2 separate regions of the Homo sapiens genome follow, and region 2 is linked to region 1. The links are chromatin loops, found by intact Hi-C in ENCODE. Cell type or tissue: endothelial cell of umbilical vein. All regions are shown on one strand. Links, peaks and the distances in the headings refer to the core of each region. The heading gives the core; the rest is flanking DNA.

Region 1 (10,932 bases), core at 1,667-9,666:
TGTATTCTTCAATCCTTCAGTCCCAACTGCCCCACAGGGAGGTGCTTCAGAAGGCCCAGGCCTCAGAGCCTCCCATCTCCCTGAGGTGCCAGGTGGACCTCCCGTAATGCAGTTCTTAGAATCAGATGCGGTGGGGAGTGGGGCACAGCCTCTCTTAGGTCTAGGCTACCAGTGGGGCCATGATACTTGGATTGCCCTCCTGAATCTGTACACCCCGCCCTTCATTCCAGGGAAAGAGGCTGAACCAGCAGAACCAAGGGTGTCCTTGGCCTGTTCTCCAGTGTATTTCAAAGTTTCATCTTCCCGGGGTGACTGATATCTAATTTGAGAGAGAGAGAGCCCAAGGGGAGAAGGTACAGGAAGCGGAGTAGAAGGAGGAAAGAGGGAGTGAGAACAGGAATGTTACTTTTTAATCCTTAAGGAACATAGACAGATCCAATTTGTGACTCAGCTCTGGGAAGCCGGACTGATGGGAGTCGGGGAACAGCTGCAGCCCCAATCTAAGCTGTGGGCAGCTTCTCCTTCAGGCCTTAGAGGCTGTTGTGACATGACTCAACTAGAAGGGGAGCTGCTTGTTTTGTTTCATTTTTTTAATCTGCCTACTATGGGTCTGCTCAAGGGCTTCTTCCCAGACACCACTCCGGGATATGGCTGGCAGGTCTTCCCCATCCTACAGTAAAGCTGGGGCTGTGGGTGACGCGCTCTAGTATGCCATACGCCCTTTCGACTCAATGAGGACAGACCTGGGACTCTCCTTGCCTGGAGTCTCCCTTCCCCTGCTCTTCCATTCCTTGGCACAGTCCCATGGCATATCAAGAATCTCTGCCCTTGGAATTCCCACTTCCTTGTTTCTTTTTCTTTCCCCATAAGCTGTGGCCTTATGAGTTCCTGAAAGACCTGCCCAGCCCCCAAGAAGCCTTTCGGAGCAATAACACTTTCTCCCAGTTAGAACCCTGCCTTCTAAACCCAGAATGAAGGAGAAAGACCCCTTTGCCCACTGCAGAGTGTGCCCAGCAGGACCCAGCAGGATGAGGGAACCAGGCCTGGCCTCTTTTCCAGCTGCTAAAGTTTATGGTGCCACAACTCTACAGGCAGCTGTGGGACACAGGAAAAGCGACGGGTCTTTTGGAATACCTCTCCTCTATACTATATATAAACACATGAGTCAGGTGACCAAGGAAAGCTTCCTCCCTGCAGGATCGTCTATGAGGCTCCAGTTTTATGGCAAACATCACTCTTATGAAACGACCCAACCCAAGGAAAGCAACATTTGTTTCCTTAAACATCCTGAAGAAGTCTTTTCAGATTTTTCTCATGTTTACTTATAAATGCAGAAAGGAAGAAGGCACTTTATAAAATGAGAGAACCAGAACAGAGAGGCAAAGTGACTTTCCAGAGAGAGTTGGGTCATTCCTCAAGCTTCAATTCACAACACGGTTCGTTAGATAGGACGTGACTTGTTTCAAACTACTTTCATGGAAGTTATCCCACTGGCTCCTCCCAACAGTCCTGTGAAGTTGTTCTTATTACCTCCATCTCACAGGTAAGAATCTGAAGCTCCTATTAGTTAAGATACTTGCCCGTGGCCGCCCTATGGGAACAGAATCTAGCCGTCGACTCAAGTCTAGCAACCCAAATCCATTATTCTTTCTGCTATACCAACAGAAGGAGCAGCAGCTCCTGAAACTGGGTCTCTGCTAGCCCTCTTCACAGATGTGGGGATGGTAAAATTGAAGAGCTCCAACTACACACACAAGTAGAAAAGAAGGCTGAGGTTCTGGATTTACACTGCCAACTGAAGGGGCCACTGGCTCAGTGTTATGCCACATCCCTCCAGCAAAATGTAGGTTTCAACTAAGCAAAGGATCCCTGGAGTGTATGTAGCAAGAGGAATAACTTCAGAAGTGGACCGTCTGAGGTCCAGGGCCATGGAGTTCACCCTTGTGGACCCTCAGGCCACAACCACGATGTATACATGTACTCATTTTAGGGAGCCGGAACTGGGGACATGGCCAGTGCTTGCATTGGCAAGCTGATCCGAAGTTAATCAGAATGCCCCCTCATTGTTTGCCAGAATACAAAAGACATTCTGTTCAGAAAGTTCAAGAAGAAAAACTGAAGAACCAGGACAGCAGCTGTTCCCTCATCCCACAGAGAAACCAAAGGCATTTGCAAAGTTCCCTGAGGCCAAGAAGTGAATTTAAGACATAACATGGCTCAAGTGGAAGCACAACCCCTGATGGGTCTCCGTTGCAGGAAGTGTTTGCTGCATTCATCCTCCTCATAATATTACTGACAACCCCACTACCCTATCACCTATAAAACTGCCTTTCTGGGAGGGTCTCCTTTCCAAGGCCACACAGCTCACCATGTACCACTCCTCTAGGTCAGAACAAGTTTTACCAAAACTTAGGACAATCAGTGTAGGAGTGCACAGCGTGGACACTGCGTGCCCTGAGATTTGGTCAAAATGTAACCAAAGGAATCCACCCGGCACAACTACAGTGCCTCATGTTCCCCAGCTCTTAGCAGCTGCTGCTGAGAGCTCACTCTGGGACATCTGGATGAGAAACCTGTTTGCAGGCCCCCCAACCCCAAGCCAGCCCCCTCCTCCACCTCTTAGGAAAGTCTGTGATCGACCTTTTGATGTGGGAGGACAGCTTGATTCTTACCAAGCTGCCTGGAAGAGAGAGAGTGCAAAACCCCAGCTCAGGCATCCCTGTGACAGTCCCTCTGTCCTAATAAATGCTCTAGAGGGACTTGGAACTCACCACAGGCTCCTGGCTGAGCTTAATTAGCCTTTTTTTTTTTTTTTTTTCCATTACAGGTCAGACATAGCAGCACCAAGAGACAAAACAGACAGTGTTCACTAGGACGAACAAGCGGCTCAAAAGGCACTGGAGTTTCCCTGTAAGAACTACAAACACCACGGGAGTGATGTTAACTCAGATTTTTCCATATAAAAGATTCTTCCTGTAAAAATATCCTGTGCCTTTGTGCTAAATAAAAGTAAAATGATGCTTTTTAGAGTGAAGTCTAAACACCTCAGATTCAGCAAGAGTGAGATCAGCTAGATTTGCAAAGTCAAGAAAATTGGCTGTTTCCCTCCTCCTTAAGCTAATAGAATCCAACTGTTGGAGCATGACATCATTCCTGAGCCCCAAACCCCGAGCAGAGACTACAGACACTCGCCTGACTCCCAGAAAACAGCCGGAGAGAAGGGCCAGGAAAGGAGGCCAAATGATCCCAGCCCGGAGCTGCCCTTACCTGAAAGTCCCGCTGCTTTCCTGCCCACTCCATTCTCACACCGCAGCCGGCTAGGGAGCCCAGGGCCCCCAAATCCACTGGCTTAAGCTCCGATACCTGCTGCGAGCTTCCCACAGCTCCTTCCTCTGACCTTTCGTGGCGCTCCTCGCAGCCAAGTGAGCAGAGCACTGCTAGCCGGCCAGGCCGGTTGTCATGGAGACCCTGTCCTCGCTAGGCGGGCGCGCGCACAGCGGCGCGCTCTTGGCCTAGCGCGTGCACAAGGGCGCTCTCTTTTTCTTTCTTTCTCACTGTCTCTCTCTCTCTCTCTCTCTCTCTCTCTCTCTCAGTTCTGGGAGGCTTCCATGAAACAGCACTGTCTTTTGATCAGCTCGGTTTTTGCATGCATTCCACTCCTCCTACCTCCCTTCCAGTCCAACAGGGGCTCTGAACTGCTCCTGGGAACTTGCTTGAACAGCTCAGAGGGGAGAAGGGAGAAGACAGTGAGTGGACTTGTTTTCTTCCCCTCCAGTGTCTCATTTTTTATAACTTGGAAGAATCCCTGCCAGGGGGGAGGGAGCTAGCTGAAGCGCTTGAAGGGGACCCAGCTTCCTCTGGGTCCTGGAGCTCGGGTAGGAGGGACCCTGATGCGCTGCCTTGACTTGTTTGTGCACTTGGGATTTTTCCGGGCAGCAGTTGGGGCGGAAATGCACTCACATCCCAGGAGCTCGCCTGGACTGGCCTCTCTGCTTACCTTGCTGCCTGTCCAGGTTGTGGCGATGGCTTTAACCAGTGCAGGGACTCATGGTACTAGTGGTGGCGCCTAAGCAGTCTCTCATCTTCCTGAAATGGAGAGCAAAGACAACTCGGTCAGGACCAGGAAGAATCCTGGGCAAGTCGAGAGTCACAACCCAGACGACAAACCTGATACAAATACAGCCTTGTCTCTCTGCCCTGCTAAGGATCTGCAGCTAAGGTGCAGGCTTAGTGGGAGCTGCTGTCACAGTCGGTAATAATATTGCTCCTGTCAGAAAATGAGCACAGTCCCTGGGACACGGCAGACCCCCTAAGTTTAGTCCCATCCCCATCCCCATCCTGTCCCTTCCTCTCCCCCCTACCCAGCATACATTTCTGCTTTGTAACATTCTTTTTACATGTATCATTTTGTTTGATCCTCATAACCTTTTGAAATACACTGCACAGATATTTTTATGACCATTTTTTCAAGTTTATTTATTATTCTTCTTAAATTTCTTTTAGAGACAGGATCTTGCTCCATTGCCCAAGCTGGAATGCATTGGTGCAATCATAGCTCACTACATCATCAAACTCCTGGGCTCAAACAACCCTCCTGCCTCAGCCTCTGAAGTAGCTGGGACTACAGGCATGCACCACCACGCCTGGCTACTTTTTTAATTTTTATTTTTATAGAGACAGGGTCTCACTATGTTGCCCAGGCTGGTTTTGAACTCCTGGCTTCACGCAATCCTCCTGCCTCAGCCTCTCAAAGTGCTGGGATTACAGGCGTGAGCCAGCATACTGGCCTTATGACCATTTTATAGATGGAAAAACTGAGACTCAGAGAGATTAAACATTTGATCTGCACTTATACAGTTAGGCAGTCAAAGAACTAAGAGATCAGCCAAGTTCGCCCTAGTCCAGCACACTTTCAACTAAAGTATATTGCCACCTGATTTCAAAAACTGTCAACTTTTTGATAACTGGTTATGAGATAACGCTGGGCTCCCAAGGGAAGGTGGAGAATCCTTGTAAGTTGTGGCGAGATAGGCTGACTACCATCCTTTCAGCCTAAAGACCTTAAGACAGCATCTCTAAGATGTAAAACGTCCTGATGCACAGCTCGGAGAAAAAGCCCTACCCTACAGCTATATGTGACCTTGCACTTTTCTAAACGACTCTCAAAATCTTGGCTCGTCTGTTCAACATGACAGGTCTGAAAGTTAGGATTGGCATTATTATACTAATTTAACAGATTTTTTTTTTTTAATTCTACAACAGAAGTAAAATTACTTGCCCCAGGTCATGGAACCAGGAAATAAAATCTAGAAACAATCCCCAAGCCTTTCAAGTCTCTTGAGTACATTAAGCACAGTGGTTGCAACAGCACCAGGGGTCAGAAGACCTTGGCAGTGCCTGACTCCACCACTAACGGGCCATGTGCCATTGGGCAAGTCCCATGACTTCCCCCTTTCCACCTACAGAGCCTACTGACAGGGCTGGGACTGAGCATCGGAAGAGATGCTGTCCGTGAAAGCACTCTCAAGTCAGGAACTGAACTAAGAACTTTACTCCTCTTGACAACTCCTCACCAAAAACAAACAAAAAACACTGGGACAGTTAATACCCTCCCCAGGATGAGGACACTGAGGCTTAAGGAGGATATTTTCCAATGCTGCTCCCAAAAACAGTGCTCCCAAAAAAAAGGTCCTGATGTTATTTATTTATTTATTTATTGACACGAGGTCTTATTATGTTGCCCAGGCTGGTCTTGAACTCCTGAGCTCAAGCAATCCTCCCACCTCAGACTCCTGAGTAGCTGGGATTATAGGTGTGTACTACCACACCCAGCCTGATAGAATCTTTAATGCAACATCCTATGCAGAATCTAGTGGGTTTTTTTCATTAATTTCCAGCATATCACAACATTCTCAAAACAAGATTCTGATTGACTTGAGTTTAAAAGGTAAATATATACCAGAAGTTAAGGTAGGAAAGTGTTATAAAATCCAACAGGAAATGACAGAATGGCACAAATCCTAAATGGGGGGCACTACTGCTTTAGTGAAGCAATCAGAGCTTGAAAGGGAGTGAACCTAATCACCCACTATAAATCCCCAACCCCACCCAAGCCCCAGCTGAAGAATCCCAAGTCTACAAAGAAAGACAAAGAAAGACAAGACAGAAGGGCAAATGCAGTATCATCAAATCACTAAATTTCCGCCTCTTCCTTGTCCAAAAGGCATCCCTCTGCTCTCCTCCTGATCCTCAAAATGCACATTCCACTTGCCCAGTCTCCATCCTGAGAAAGAAGGGGTGATCCCACCCCTTTCTATAATAAGATAATATTAATAATACAGTAGTAACATCAGTTAACACTTGTTGAGCACCTACCATATGCCAGGCATTCTTTTAAGCAGTATGAGGGGCCAGGGGTCAGGACTGAGTACTAGAACTGATACAAGTCAGTTCCTGAAGTAATCCAAACTTAAGAAGCCCTCCAAACCAGACCCAGAATGCGGGCCATGCTCCCCCTAGTGGCATGCTGGAGTTATGGAGGTTCCTTAGGGCCTTGTCCTGGGGGAAGGGACAAAGGAAGGGCCCCATTACTGAGAGAACTGGAATCCCTGCTTGGGTAATGCTACTGTGTACACACTCCTTGAACTGGGCAGAGTCAGGGACAGCTGAATCCCACCACTGCCTCTGCAAGGCTGGATTTAGACCAATCCTACCTGACCCTTCTGAAGGATAAGGATTTGACAACCTTATATAAGCTCTCTGCTGTCTACTGAGAGGCCTGCAAGCATACATGTGCCAGAAACCTGGGAGACATCCTCAACTCTCCCTTCTTATTTCTGCCCACATCCAACCCATTTCCCAACTGCAAACAATTCTACTTCCAAAATATATCTTTTATCTGTCCACTTTTCTCCACCTCTGATGCTACCCATCTCTCACCTTAATTATTGCAAAAACCTCCTAATTGCCCCAGCTTCCACTCTCCCCTCACAAAGTCATTAGAGCTGTCTGAATCACCTTTTTTTTTTTTTTTTTTAACACCAGATCAGGTCATTTCCTGCTTAACACACTTCATTGACTTCCCACTACACTTAAGATAAAATCTAACTTCTTACCAGGACCTACAAGGCCCAGCATGATTCTCCTCCTGCCTTCTTTCAGCACACTTCCTGCCCTTCCCTGTCTGTGCATCAGCCACATACAACTGCTTTTAGTTCCCCTGAGGTGTCATATTTTTTCCAGGTTGTTTCCCGTTGCTGGGACACTCCCCTACCAAGCAGTCTTTGCCTGGATAGCTCTTACTCACCTTGCCTCACCTTGACTCTCCTGTCTCTTGACTTTCACAATCCTCCAATCTAAATGAGGCTCCCCACACTTATCCTTCAGAGCACTCACCATGCTGTGTAATTATGCATTTATACAGTTATCTGCTTAATCTCAGTCTTCCCTCAGAAGAGTTCCTTAGGATACGAACCTTGACTATTTTGCTAACCACCAATATTCCCTGCACTTTGTGCAGGGCCCAGCTCACAGCTGGCACTCAATAAATATCTGCTGAATGAAATGCATAAAACCCCATTTCTTCCTGTCCGACAGGAAGAAGAAACTTAGAGCAGCTATTTCATGTCACTCATTGCCTCTTTTCATCGACTTACAAACTATAATTACATTTCTTTTCCTCATGTGCCTTGCCTGTGGGCACAACCAAAAATTCCTGTAAAGCCTCCCTGTGGTTTGTTTCCCAGAACTTTCCTGGTAAGGTCACTCTCCTGGGGCTGCCCTCCAGGGTTTTACAGCTGCTCCCATTACCAGTGCCCACTCACAGGCCTCCACCACCACCGGGTCATTGCCAGACCACTGTGTAGGAATGGCCCAGCTCCCACGATGACAAGGTTCTCTCAGGCCAGCAGCTCCAAGGACAAAACACCTCCTCTCCCCTCCATGGTGCAAGACACTGTGCTTGTAAAAAAATACATTTTTACTAAAAAAAAAAGTCTTATGTTTCATAATTTGGAGATGGTTGTAAAAAGTTCAGAAAAAAAGGGTTCTCTTACTAAAAAGAATTTTGAACACTACAGTCTGGTGGAAAAATGAAGGTCTAAGTAACACCAACAGCAGTGTGACTACATCCAACGTTCCCTCTTCTGGCCTACGCTCCCACCCAAATCTGAAATCCTCTGGCTTCATCTCTTGCCCACACCTCCCCTGCTACCAACCACCCGATTACAGGCACAACCACAGTGCACTGCCTGGTTCTTTGAACACTGCCTGCATTTTCCTCTCCCTCCCTCTATGGCTCATGCTGTTACCTTTATCTGAATGCCTCTCCTTCCCCCACTAACAAAATCTTACTGCCTTCAAGGTCCAACTCATTTATCACCTCCTCTGTAAAATATTTTTCAATCTCCTGATAGAATCTGTTTGTCTCTTCTGCAAATCAACAGCAGTTTAAAGATGCCTTTACTATAGCGTTGATATCACTTTATCACTGTTACTTGCACACCTGTCTCCCCCACAGACCTGAGCTCCTCGAGGTGTATCCACTTTAGTATTTCATTCAATGTATGCAATAAGTGTGTGTGAGATAAACGAATCATTGAAAAGACTCTCCAAACAAACAAACAGAAACAGCTATTTCCTCTCTTAAGGTGAGGGAATTTGAGTGGATGGACCTACATTGTACAAGAAAATACATATATGTAAATCGGATTTTGGATTAGGTCACTAGAGGGGTTTATAGTACTTTCTTGTCTCTTTAAAGACAACTGAAATTCTGAACCTGAAAACACAGGAACAGAGTAAATCTTTTCAAGTCATTCCTTACTTTGGGATCAAAGAAATTCAAGTAAAATGGGCTGTTCTTTCAATATTATTGGTTGGATCTTAGAATGCCTAAGAAATGGCAGTCTAATTTCAAATGCCTCTGGGAAGCCTAGTTTCTAATGCCCCCCAGACTGGGGTCCAGTGGTATTCCCACTGAAAACATCCAGTTCTACCAAATTAATGGGTGATCAGGTCAAGTGCAGTGGCTCACACCTGTAATCCCAGCACTCTGGGAGGCTGGGGTGGGAGAATTGCTTGAGCCCAGGAGTTCAAGACTAGCCTGGGCAACATAAGGAAACCCTATCTTTACAAATAATAATTTTAAAAAATTGGCTGGGCATAGTGGCACACGCTTGTGGTCTCAGTTACTTGGGAGGCTGAAATGGGAGGATCGCTTGAGCCTGGGAGGTTAAGGCTGCAGAGAGACATCATCGCATCACTGCACTACAGCCTGGGTGACAGAGCAAAACTGTGTCTCAAAAAAAAAAAAAAAAGGTGGGGGGAATCAAACATATTCCTCTCCACCAATTCTCCTACACTGGGTTCTAGCTGCCATTTATAGAAGAGCCCTTAAGGGCTTTACAGTTTTCCTCTTCTGCCTGTGAATGGCAATGTGGTCAAGAGGGAAGCTTTTAAAATTCAAGAGTAGACAGCTAGCAGGCTGGAGCCCAGTCCTGGCTTCCAGCTTTCTGGAATGGTAAAATCCTAGGCAAGTCCCTGTCTCCCTTAGGGGCCTTTGCTTTTTCCTCCACATGAGAGGGCTGGACTAGCTGTTCAAGCATCCTTCGGCTTGACTGTCCTACTGCATCATTCTACGCAGTCACCCAGTCCTACTGCTTTCTAAGTCCAAAGCAGCAGAAAGACTCCTTTCAGCAGAGCCCCGGGCTTGGGGCTTTGGGATCAGACAGAGGTCCATCACCAATGAACAGTAGCCTTTTTTAGAAGAAAAAAAATGGAAGACTCAGGCTTCCTGCCTAAGGAGGGCTGGACAGAGAAGAAAGGTGCTAAATTACAGAATGGGGAAATTAGGAAATGGCCTGGAAGAGGACTAAGGCTCCTGCTGAGGTCCTTGCTCAGACTCACCCCTATCCATAAGTCTGAGACAAAGTTGCCTTTACAAAGCAGACATTGAACAGCTGACAATACCTAAGTTCTCTTGGAAGACAATCTGTCTACTGCAAATCAAGCATTCTCTACCTGGGTGCTATGAGGGCCTTCAGATCAACAAAACAAATGTCTTCCTCAAGATGGCAATCCTGGGCCCCCTCCACCTGGAAGCCACATCTGGCAGGACCTGCACAGTGTTGACCACTGCCACACAAACTTTGCTTGCACAGCCTTCCTAGGAAGGCAGAGAAATACCCATTCTGTGGTCAAGTCCTAGTGTTTTATGATAGGAAGTTTTCCCAGGTCCTTACTCCTGACCTAATTCCCCCTGCCTCTCCTACCACCAGCACCCCACCCCTGACCTTAAGGCTCTGAACTAGGGAAGTGTGGAATTCAGTCTATAATTCTTCTAGACCCCACAGCCCTGCAGTGAAGCAGCTACCACACACCTTCATGCTAGGTTGCGCCCCCTCTCCTTCAGTCTGCCAGTCATCCAGCCCTAGTTCACCTCCGCTCAGCTCACAACCCTCCGTATAAAGCTCAATGTCCAGATACTCACAACATAGGTACTCACAGCTTGCTTCAGTTTCTTGGAGTCTCTGTGATAACGTTAATATATAAGCCAATTTTCTGAAATCTCTCAAATCCACAGGCCCCTGACCACTGTCCCTTATTAAGTCGGAGCATGTTAACACTGGGCCACATAAACATAGGCTTCCAGCCAGGAAAGACTGGATCAAGGAAGCAATACCCTAGATCCCCATGAAAGCACCATTTTACCCTTCTAAAATAGGCTTTCTGGCCGGGCGTGGTGGCTCACACCTGTAATCCCAGCACTTTGGGAGGCCAAGGCTGGCAGATCACTTGAGGTCAGGAGTTTGAGACCAGCCTGGCCAACACGGCAAAACTCCGTCTCTACTAAAAATACACAAACTAGCCAGGCATGGTGGCAGGCGCCTGTAATCCCAGCTACTCAGGAGGCTAAGGTGGGAGAATCAGTTG
Region 2 (10,932 bases), core at 1,546-9,545, 250 kb before region 1:
TCCACGAAGATAAATGGGAGTTCAAACTCTTTTACAAACCTCTACCTATTCTCCCTTCCCCTCTTTATATCTGTTACATAAATCCTTTATTCAACATTAATTTTAGAGCCTTTACATTTTCTTCTGTTTTCATACAACGCAGTTATTCAGACTTTACTTGGTCTATTTTTAAATAGATTCCATATGCCCTATCAACCCCTTCCTATCTCTGCTTCTTCATTCCCAAGTTCTTTTTATTTATCACTTAGATGATTAATTTTACTCATGAGGCATTTCTTCAGGGACTAGGTCCTTGAATGTTTGAGAATATTGGTTGTTATCTTTATGCATAAATAAGAGCTTGACCAGGTATTAAATCTGTGGGTCACACTATTCCCTGCCTACACACATTCCACCAAAACTCAGACACTGTTCAACTGCCTCCTGGCTTTGGCTATTACCATGATGTCAGAAGCCAGTCTCATTTTCCCCCTTTCGGTGACTTGCTTTTCCTGTCTGGATGCTTGGCGATTCTTTTTTTTAATCTTGAAGCACAAGTAACTTTACTGTTACATACTTATTTGATATTGATCATCCTGTTTCAGTTCTTTTAGAATTCTGTGTTCTTTGAATCTGCAGATTACTAATCCGTTTAATCTCTGGTGGTCTTTTCCCCATGATATATTTGAAATTATTGTCCATTCGTTCTACTCTCTATCAGGCACACCAATAACACATATGTTGGATCTTCTCTGCCTGTATTATCTACATATCATACAGAATTCCTAGTTGAAAGCCTATGGCATAAGCCTAACTTGAAATAGTTTAGATAAAAAGAATTTATCAGAAAGACAATGCAGTACCTCATATAACTTTAGGAAATGTATAAAGTGTAACTGAGCCTGAGGGATAACTGGAACCACAGACTTGAACGCCACCAGGACTGCTTATCTCAACTAGGGCTATTTTTCTTTTGTCTCTTATTTCTGCTTCAATGTGTTGGCTTGGCTGTCAGTATCATAGACAGACCAATTTCTCCCACAAGGCACAGAACATGGCTGCCAACAGCTATAAAGCCTCACATCCTATGACTGACCACCAGAGAGGGATTGCCTTGCTTTCCTTAACTCCAATTTCTAAAAATTCTATGTTCCCCTTCAATTTCTTTAAGTGAATACAGATGTATTTTTCAAGAATTTGTTTACTAAAATAATTCTTAATCTGAAATGTACTTCATTCTGCATGCTTAGAGTAAAGCAGTTAACTAGCTTTGGTTTGCTAATTTATTAGTTATTCATTTATGTTCATTTGATTCAGTTAACTGCTACATAGCTCATTGTCATTTCTTCTTTCTTCCTCTCCACTTCACTGCAGGTTAGAAATCAAAAGATACTGTCCTCTTGTCTCTCTCTCCTCTCTCTCTCTCTTTCTTTCTCTCTGTCTCCATTTTGAGATATTGCACTGGCTTCCTTGGGGATTTTCCAGGTTTTCCCATGGCGTGTCCCAACACGAAAACCTTACAGGATGGGATACTCATGGCCCCCCACTTTCAGTGAAATCTGCACTCTGTTTACAGTCTAAACAGTGTATAACAGAATTTAGCATCCCCTTTGATTTCATCCATATTTCATTATACTCTTAGATTCTAGTCCATAGCTAGGAACTGAGCCATTTCCTAGTTTCACAGATTTTTTTTTTGTTTGCTTTTCATTCTATTTGTTGATTCTCAATTAGTTTCATGATAAGGAATATGGTTAGTATGGCTTTACTTTTCTGAATATCTTCTGCATTCTTAGAAGTAATAGTTACTATTACAATTCTACTTTGGAAAACTTAAAGTTCATTCATTCATCAAATATGCATAGGATATTAACTATCTGCAAGGCACTTTGGGAGGCACTGAAGATACAGCAATGAAGAAGACAGAAATAGTTCCTACCCTCTTGGAGCTTACATTATAGTGGGGAAAACAGACTATTACTATTTTTAAAAATCACAAGAATAGCAGATCAATAAGTAAGTAAAGGGGTAGCTGTTTAAGCAGAGATTAGAGTCCCCAAGTGTTATGGATTAGATTATTCTAGCTAAAGAATCTCTGAGTTGCTTCTCAGTTCAAGGAGAGGCAAAAGTCTCCTTGAAGCTCACTTTATTTTGTGAAGAGTCACTTAAGTCGCCTCCCATAGTGACAGATTGCAAAAATGAGTAAGTACCCTGTATCTGGGTAAGTAGGGCCTTCCTTGGGCATACAACCTAGAAATAACTATCTTTTTTCTTGGGATACCCATAGGCCTTCTGGGAGTGTTCCTTGGGATTCAAAGTTAGCTGTTGGAGTAAACCTAACATTGCCCTGACCAAAATCTTCTGGCAAGAAGGGATACAAATGGCACCAAAAGAATACTCACTAGGCAGGAGCTGTCTGGGTTGGTGTCCCAAGCTCAATCCAGCCCAGGGGATCATGAGGAAGGGTGACTCTAACCCAGCCTATAACCACCATGACACAAAATTATGCTTTGAGAAACAATGACTAAGTGTATGAACGTAAGTCTGTAGGTATATGAATGTAAAATATAACTTCTACATCTTGGGCAGGTCATCATAAATAATCAGTCCCTTTGGGCTGTGCAGGACCATTCTTCAATAGCAACAGTCTTTATCAGCAACAGCTATATTGTACTTTTCGGATTTCAAGTTCACCCTCCACATGGTACATGAGACTAACCCTTTGGAACCCCCAGTTCTTACATAATACACAAAGTGAAGGAAGAGTCCTCAAGAGTGAGAACTGAATTTCCTGGTAATAAAAACACCTGGAAAATAATGTCACTAACTTAATAATTACAAGAGGTATGACTATATTGGGATTTCCCAGAAAGAGTAACACAAGCAGTGACCTGAAGGACAGCAATCAGTTGGCCAGGGAAAGTGAGGAATGCATTCCAAAAAGAGGAGCCAGGAAGAAACCTGGCAGATTTGAGGAAATTAAAAGGGACCAGTATGGCTGAACTGTGGGGAAAAAAAAGAGCTACATTGCTGTCAGTCAAAGATGGTGAGGTAGACAAGGAGCAATATCTATAGGGCCTCATAAGGTATGTTAAAGATCTGAGGCTCTATCCTACAAGCATGCAAATAAACACTTTTTCAGGAGCGGAGTGGCATAATCAGATTTTTATTTGTAAAATATGACTTTAGGGGCAGGATGTAAGAGAATCAAGAGTGTAAAGTAGCAGGCAGGCCAGCTGGAAAGCTATCTGAAGAAGATGGATGCTAACAGGTGGAAGTAAGTATATAGATTTGGTTGTAGGGAATTTAGGAAATTCCCATCAAATGGCTTCCTTCTCTATGAAATAGCAAATAGAAGAGACAGATGACTTTGGGCATTGATGGATTAAAAACAGAGATGAATAAATTTAATCCCAAAGCCTTATGGAAGAAAGCAGGCACTCTGGCCTTACGCAATTCTGCTGAGCCTGCTCTGCTGAGAAGAGTTTGCCCCTTGTGAATCTGGTGTTACTTTATACTGCTAGGTTAAGAATTCTGTATTATTTTGTCAAAATAAATCAAAGTTTCACCCAAGAGATAAAAAGATATAGAAAGAGAACTTTCCATTTGCTTGCCCTTGTATAGCATGTGAATGTACTCTTCCTAAGTATCACCTTCAAGCAACTTCAGAAGAAAAGACTGAAGGAACTTGGGAAATACTTTTTGCAGTTAACCACAGATGGACCCTGGCTAAACCACAAAAAAGAGGGCCTTATTAAAAGCATTCTTAGCTGATGGACCTTTCACCATTAACCTGTCACTTAGGTCAAAAAACAAAAGATAAATGCTATTCCCCAGGTCTAGCGCCACCATCAACATGGAGGAAATGATGAAAGTCCCAGATTACAGGGGAAATTCAACAACCGGTGCCTTTAGGAGAAGAAAGCTGACATTCTGTCCTCATCCCTTCAAAAACATATCCTAAGCAGAAAGAGATCTAGGATCAAAGCTATCTTTAAAGGACTAAAAGGTCTCAGAAGCACTGCTGCCTGCAGGTGTAAAAATAAAGTGACAAAAGTACACTGACAGACCAAATTAGTGATCCCTAAACTTCCTTTTAGGTTTGCCCACTACTCTTCCTATTATGACTCTAGAAAGCCCTTGAGAGGGCATCTCCGGGAGTGTCATTTATGAGAAACCAAGCCAACAGAGAGAACACCTAGTAAGATAATTAGTGGATTTTAGAAAAGAGGAAAAAAAAATAACAAAGTAGTGAAAGTACAGGAGATGGATTCGCCACCATCTAATCAGCGCTACATGGAGGATATAGGTTTTTCACCATGATTTATAGTCAAAGGTTAAAAAACTTCACATTTTTAACAAAAATACCAACCCCCATCTCCCTGGAAGTTGTAACTCTCTGCTTTTGTTGTAATTGGGGTTTACCCATGGGGTTAATTTCCCATTGGATATAAGCCTATGGCCATCTCTACATTGCAGGCAGCATAAAACTGGGGCAAAAAAAGAAATACCTTCTGCATCCGATAACAGAGTTTCACAGCCGGAGTCATAAGCCCCGAGTTCAAATATCAGTTCTGCCATTTACAAGTTCTACGACTGAAGGCAAGTTATTGAAACTCATTCAGCCTCAGTCATCTTGTCTGTGAAAAGGGATTAGAACCTACCTCACAAGATTATGATAAGGAGAAAAAGAGATAATGTACATAAAGCTCTTAGCACAGTGCCTGGCACATAAATAAGTACACAGTAAGGGATAGGTACCATTAGAAATCATTAACTCTCACCTTCACGTTCATTTGTTCGTCTCTGCTGCCTCTGAAGACTTCTTAGGTCTTAGATGCACCTTGCTTACCTAGAACCCAAATATCCTGTCTGCTTCTGCCTATCTCTAGCTACAGGACTCCCTCGTTCCTCCACCAACAATCCCCTGGGTTAAGTTATTACCCATCCAAACTTACAAACTCTGCCGACCCATCCCTCCTGTGTAACTTCCCTCCCTGTCCTGGCCTGTTCCGCATGTTGCCATTCATTTCCAGTGTGACAAATCTGAAGTCAAGTCAGATTGTTTCAGTTAGTTTGAAGGCTGCCTAAAAGGCTTTATTTAACCTACAGAAGCCAAAATCATTATTTACATATAAATAACATCATTGGTCAACTGATTAATAACTTTATACTCAGGACCATGCTAGACTCTCCAACTATATTTAATCCTTCCAAGTTAAGACTCTAGTTAATTAATTATATTTTATCCTTCCAAAATATGACTGCATTTACAAGCAAAGAAGTTACCTCAAAATGCAGCTTCTAAATAGACCCTCAGTTTCTGCATCTTAATTCAACTCCTTGTTATCTCCAAAACGTGAGAGTTGAGAAATAAAAGCCTCTAGGCTACTTTTTAAACAATCTTAGACCCACATTGTCTTAAAATTATCAGAATATCTCTTAGTAAACACTCAATATTTTCACTATTTCATTACTCTCCAGGTATATTTTAAGTCCTTGACTAAATTAAATGAGTCAAGAAAAAGAATCTGAAGTACTAGTAACACAAAATTGGTCTAATGTTTAATGTGTGGTTCATTTAGAGGCAACAACTAAAGATCAGGGTCATTAGCCTTTCCTGTGCCAGATAGCATCTCATAGGATATCTTGACTAAATTCTGCAAACAGTCAATTGAACCAATATTGCATCTTGTAATAGTCATACATGCTTTTACTACTATAAAGATGACTTTTTATTATGTTTCCAATTCAAAATCTATTCTGCTACCCAAGTCTCTTCCACAGCATACTTCTTTAATTTAGTAAATGAAATTTTGCACTAAGAAAGCAGCAAATATTTATATTGCCAAGTGATAGACTGACCTCTAGTGGAAATTTTTTAAATTACTGAGTGAGCTTCTCAGGACTTTAATACAGTTATAACTGTCGAACCTATGACATTGTTAAAATAATGTTTAAGGCTGGGCGTGGCGGCTCATGCCTGTAATCCTAGCACTGTGGGAGGGTTTGAGACAAGCCTGGGCAACATGGTGAAACCCCAACTCTACTGAAAATACTAAAAAATTAGCTGGGGTGGTTGTGTGTGCCTGTGGTCCCAGCTACTCGGGAGGCTGAGGTGGGAGGACTGCTTGAGCCCAGGAGGTAGAGGTTGCAGTGATCCAAGATCGAGCCATTGCATTCCAGCCTGGGTGACAGAGTGAGACCCTGTCTCAAAATAATAATAATAATAACAATGTTTAAAACATTACTAATAAAATTTACTTCTTAAGTCAATTCAAGCATAGACTAGGGTTAACAGTAGAGACTCTGGTTCAGAGCTCACCTCTGCCACTTTCTAGTTATGTAACGTTTATCTGGCTCCCCATCTGTAAAATGAAAAAGTGAATATTACCTACCACATGGGGTTATCATGAAGATCAAATTAGTCAAAATATGAAACATATCTAGAACACAGTAAGGTACACAGTTCAGTGCTATAATATTATTAGTTATTACTATTTGTGGCTGCAAGAAATTATGGCTGGAGGCAAATAATAATTTCAGAGAATATAAAGAAAAACAAAAGAGTCTTTACAGGAACACATTTCTTTAGGGATTGGCTATAACAAACCAATATAGCACCAATACAGCTATTCCTCCCATTTCCCAAAATATATGAGCTATGCCTATATAAACAGAGGAACGGGGAAAATCAGAAGCACATAACTACACCTGGGTAACCTTTTGTAGGAAATACTGGGAAGTCTTTTCATTGTCCCAATATGGGCATGATGAATAACACCAGATTCTATCCTTTAAACCAAAAACAAACTAACAGCTCCAGTCCATGTGGGTCTTTCCAGGCTTTGAACTCCTTTTACATTTAGCACCTAGCTACACACTAAATTAGTCATCAGTCTCAGATTATCTGAGTCATACAATGTAGCACTTTTCTATAATTAACTTATTCTTTGGGCTTATATTACAAGATTCTGAACTTTTAAAAACAATATTCAACGGCTTCTACAGCAATATATCTGACTAATGACTAAAAAATGCCTCCCTACAAAGTTAATAATATAGTCTCCACCTCTTTTTCCAAGGAAAATCCAAATCAGCAATTATTTTCAGCTTACAGGAATGTGCATAAAATTGAAAGATGGTCTATAATTCCAAGGTACTTCCTTAGTACAAAATAATTGCCATCCAGAGAAAAATAGCTTGTTTTTATCATAAAACAATATGATCACTAAATAAAATACAGTTCTTAGTTCCTTCCATCACAGTCCTGAAGTACCCAAATTCATTTTAGTAATTCACATTTTCTATTCTGGGAACACTCCAAGTTGCAATTCAGTTATTCAATGTAAACATGAACTCATTAAAATGGCATAAAAGTTCCTCCAAAGTATTATTCATAACATTTACATGTATTTACTACAAGAGACTAAAAAGAACTGATTTATGTAACTGGGATCATAAATCGTGGATAATGAATTATATATGTAAAACCACAACTCAAAAACAATTACAAAAATGAATACCACAGTATGGTCAGACAACTTCTAGAAAGCATCAGACATATTGTAACATAATTCGCTCTGCTATTAAAAGTCATCAATAAGTGTGGTGCTATTAAAGCATGTATTTCAAGATAACAGCAAAAATTAGACGTTTGAAGTTTTTTGAAAGCTTGAGTTTATCTGGAAATATAAAAGCAAGAAAGCTATTTATTATAGTATTTGATACTTCACTAAGTACAGTTCCATAAAACTGTGGCCCTGAACATTTCCCTAATAACTGTCTAGGAAATATAATGCAGCAGAAGGAAGATTGATTCTGATACTACAGAGAAAAAGTCTTATTCCCTTACATATCCTTTGTAGACAGACCTTAATGGATTATGTGCTATATTACCTTCTTATTTTTCTTGTACTAAAGCAACATTTATATTATTAAGATTGGAACAGTAACAATTCAGTTCCACCAAAGACACTAAAGATGACAAGGAAACTATGTACCTAGGCAAAGACCTAAGGAAAAGTATGTATAGTATAAATTTCCTTTTTAGGAGTTATAAGACATAGACATTCAAATAGAATAAAGCCCAGTGCTCCCAAGGAATATTATCTGGAGAAGGTCCCCAAAATGACTTCTTAAAAACATCACAAGGCATGAATTTACCAAGGTTTATTCTATGATTCTCAATCTGGCTGCACAGTTTATAGAAATTGGCAAAGTGATACTAGCATGCATCAGTAAAGGCAAAGGTCCCAGAAAAGCCAGAACAATCTTGAAAAATAACAAAATTGGAAGACTCACACTACCTTGTTTTAAGACTCACTATCAAGCCACAGTAATCAAGACACTTTGGTATTGGTATAAGAATAGACAAATCAATGAAAACAGAAGTCAACTGATTTTTGACAAGGCTGGCAAAGCAATTCAACAACACAAGAAAAGTCTTCAACAAATGGTGCTGAAACAGCTGTATATCCATAAGGGAAAAAAGAAACTGAACTTCAACTCCTATCTCACACCACCCACAGACATTAACTTGAAATAGATCATACACACAAATGCAAAAGCTAAAACTAAAAACTTCTAGAAGAAAACACAGAATGTTTTTATGACTTTCAGGTAAGTTAAAGATTTCTTAGAAAGAACACAGAAAACATTAGCCATAAGAGAAAAACTGATAAATTAGACTTCATCAAAATGTAAGACTTCTACTCCTCAAAAGACACCATTAAGAAAATCAATAGGTGGCCAGGAATGGTGGCTCACACTGGTAACCCCAGCACTTTGGGAGGCCAAGGCAGGCAGATCACTTGAGCCCAGGAATTCAAGACTACCCTAGGCAACATGGCAAAACCCCATCTCTACAAAAAATACAAAAATTAGCCAGGCATGGTGGCACACTCCTGTGGTCTCAGCTACTCGGGAGGCTGAGATGGGAGAATCACTTGAGCCCAAGGCTACAGTGAGCCGTAATTGTGCCACTGCACTCCAGCCTGGGCAACAGAGTGAGACCCTGTCTCAAAAAAATAAATAAATAGATAAATAAAAGAAAACGAATAGGCAAGCCACGGACTGGGAGAAAATATTCACAATACATATATCTAAAAAAAACTTGTATCCAAAATTAGAATTCCTACAACTCAAAAATAAAAAGACAACCTGTTTTCAAAAAAATAGGCAAAAGAACAGATACTTTATAAAGGATATATGAGTGTTCAATTAATAGATAAAATTTTCAAAAAATTATTAATCATTAGATAAATGTAAGTTAAAACCACAATGAGACATCCCTACACATCGTCCAGAAAGATTAAAGTTTAAAAGACTGACAAAACCAAATATTAGGGAAGGATGTAAGGTTCTTGCAACAAGAACCCTCATTTGTTGATGGCGGGAATGTAAAATGATAAAACCACTTTGGAAAACAGCTTTTCTATAAGGTAAACATGTAATCTATCCTATGAATGAATAACTCCAATCTTAGGTAATCACCAAAGAAAAATAAATACATATGTCTACAAAAAGCCTTATCCAAATATATAACAGCTTTGTTTGTAGTAGTCAAAAACTAGAAACAACCCAAATGAATGTCCAACAACATGTGAATGGATAAATCGATGGTGGTATACCCACACAATGCAACACCACTCAGCAATAAAAATGAGTAAGTTATGGGTGCACACACGTAGTACTGTATGATTCCATTTACATAGAAAATGCAAACTAATCTACAGTGACAGAAAAGCATTCAGAGGTTACCTGAGAATGCAGAGGAGGGCCGAGAGAGGCAGGATGGAGACATTAAAACGGACATAAGGGAATTTTGGGGGGGTGATGGATATGTTCACTATCTTCATTGTCTGGCAGTTTCATGGATGTGCACATATATAAAAATCAAATTGTACACTTTAAGCATAGGTAGTTTATTGCATGGCAATTACATCTCAGTAAAAGCTGTTACACACACACACAGACACAGAGGACAGTTCTGCTTCTGATCAAGATAGAGTAACGGGGGACAGATCTCACCCTTCTGCCATAAACTGCTAGAAAACTGGACAAAATACATGATACAATGGTTTTTGGACCATCACACAAGACACAGCACTGTAATACCTGGGAGAGGGAAAGCAAACATGATGAGTTCCATGATTGCACCAGTTTAACACATAGAAGCAGTTTCCAGAATGCAGCAAATTCCCCAAAAGCCCAGCAGTTTAGCTTAGTTGAGGGTAAGAGCTGCACAAAAGACAGCTTCCGAAATCTGCAGGAGCATGCACATGAGTCTCGGCTAAGAGCTGATACAAGCATATGTGAGGCCAAAACTACCTAAGTTGGAAAAACCTTGAAAACAGCACGCTAACTAGAATAAGCCAGATACAAAAGAACAAACATTGTATGATTCCACTTATATGAAATATCTAGAATAAGCAAATTCATAGAGATGGAAAGTAAATTCAAGTTTACTAGGGATAGGCGAGGGGAGAATAAGGAGTTACTAGTAAAGTTTAAGAGTTTCTGTTTGGGGTGATAAAAATGTTTTGGAAATAGTGATGATGGTTATAACAAATTGTGAATGTAATTACTGTCACTTAATTATACACTTAAAAATGGTTAAAATGGGGCCAGGCATGGTGGCTCACGCCTGTAATCCCAACACTTTGGGAGGCTGAGGCGGGTGGATCACGAGGTCAGGAGATCGAGACCATCCTGGCTAACACGGTGAAACCTTGTTTCTACTAAAAATACAAAAAATTAGCCAGGCGTGGTGGCGGGTGCCTGTAGTCCCAGCTACTCAGCAGGCTGAGGCAGGAGAATGGTGTGAACCCGGGAGGCGGAGCTTGCAGTGACCCAAGATCGCGCCACTGCACTCCAGCCTGGGCGACAGAGCGAGACCCAGTCTCAAAAAAAAAAAAAGGTTAAAATGTCAATTTTATATGTATTTTACCA

What was found. A loop is a pair of places that touch in the nucleus more often than their neighbours do. Peaks named below come from ENCODE experiments on the same cell type or tissue, not always from the same donor. Only the 100,000 strongest peaks of a DNase experiment are listed, where the experiment ranks them.
Region 2: a loop joins it to region 1, with 7 times the contacts of the local background. A loop is called at or near these places in 5 of 110 quality-filtered maps.

The regions. Positions count from the first base shown.
Region 1 is chr11:8,807,250-8,818,181 of GRCh38, forward strand. It overlaps DENND2B (DENN domain containing 2B), which reads right to left and starts at 3,425. Exons shown (of 20, transcript NM_213618.2): 1 at 3,268-3,425. DENND2B-AS1 (DENND2B antisense RNA 1) reads left to right here. Exons shown (of 5, transcript NR_120590.1): 5 at 2,828-3,027. In endothelial cell of umbilical vein, for the core only: a CTCF peak has its summit at 6,523 (motif pointing left); a DNase peak (open chromatin) is centred at 6,512; H3K4me3 peaks cover 348 bases; H3K27ac peaks cover 284 bases.
Region 2 is chr11:8,560,947-8,571,878 of GRCh38, forward strand. The region is part of intron 1 of STK33 (serine/threonine kinase 33); the gene reads right to left. Among named protein-coding and RNA genes, the nearest start is that of STK33, 28 kb to the right of the region's middle. RefSeq lists an enhancer at 5,971-6,050. In endothelial cell of umbilical vein, for the core only: a CTCF peak has its summit at 5,849 (motif pointing left); a DNase peak (open chromatin) is centred at 5,815; H3K27me3 peaks cover 555 bases.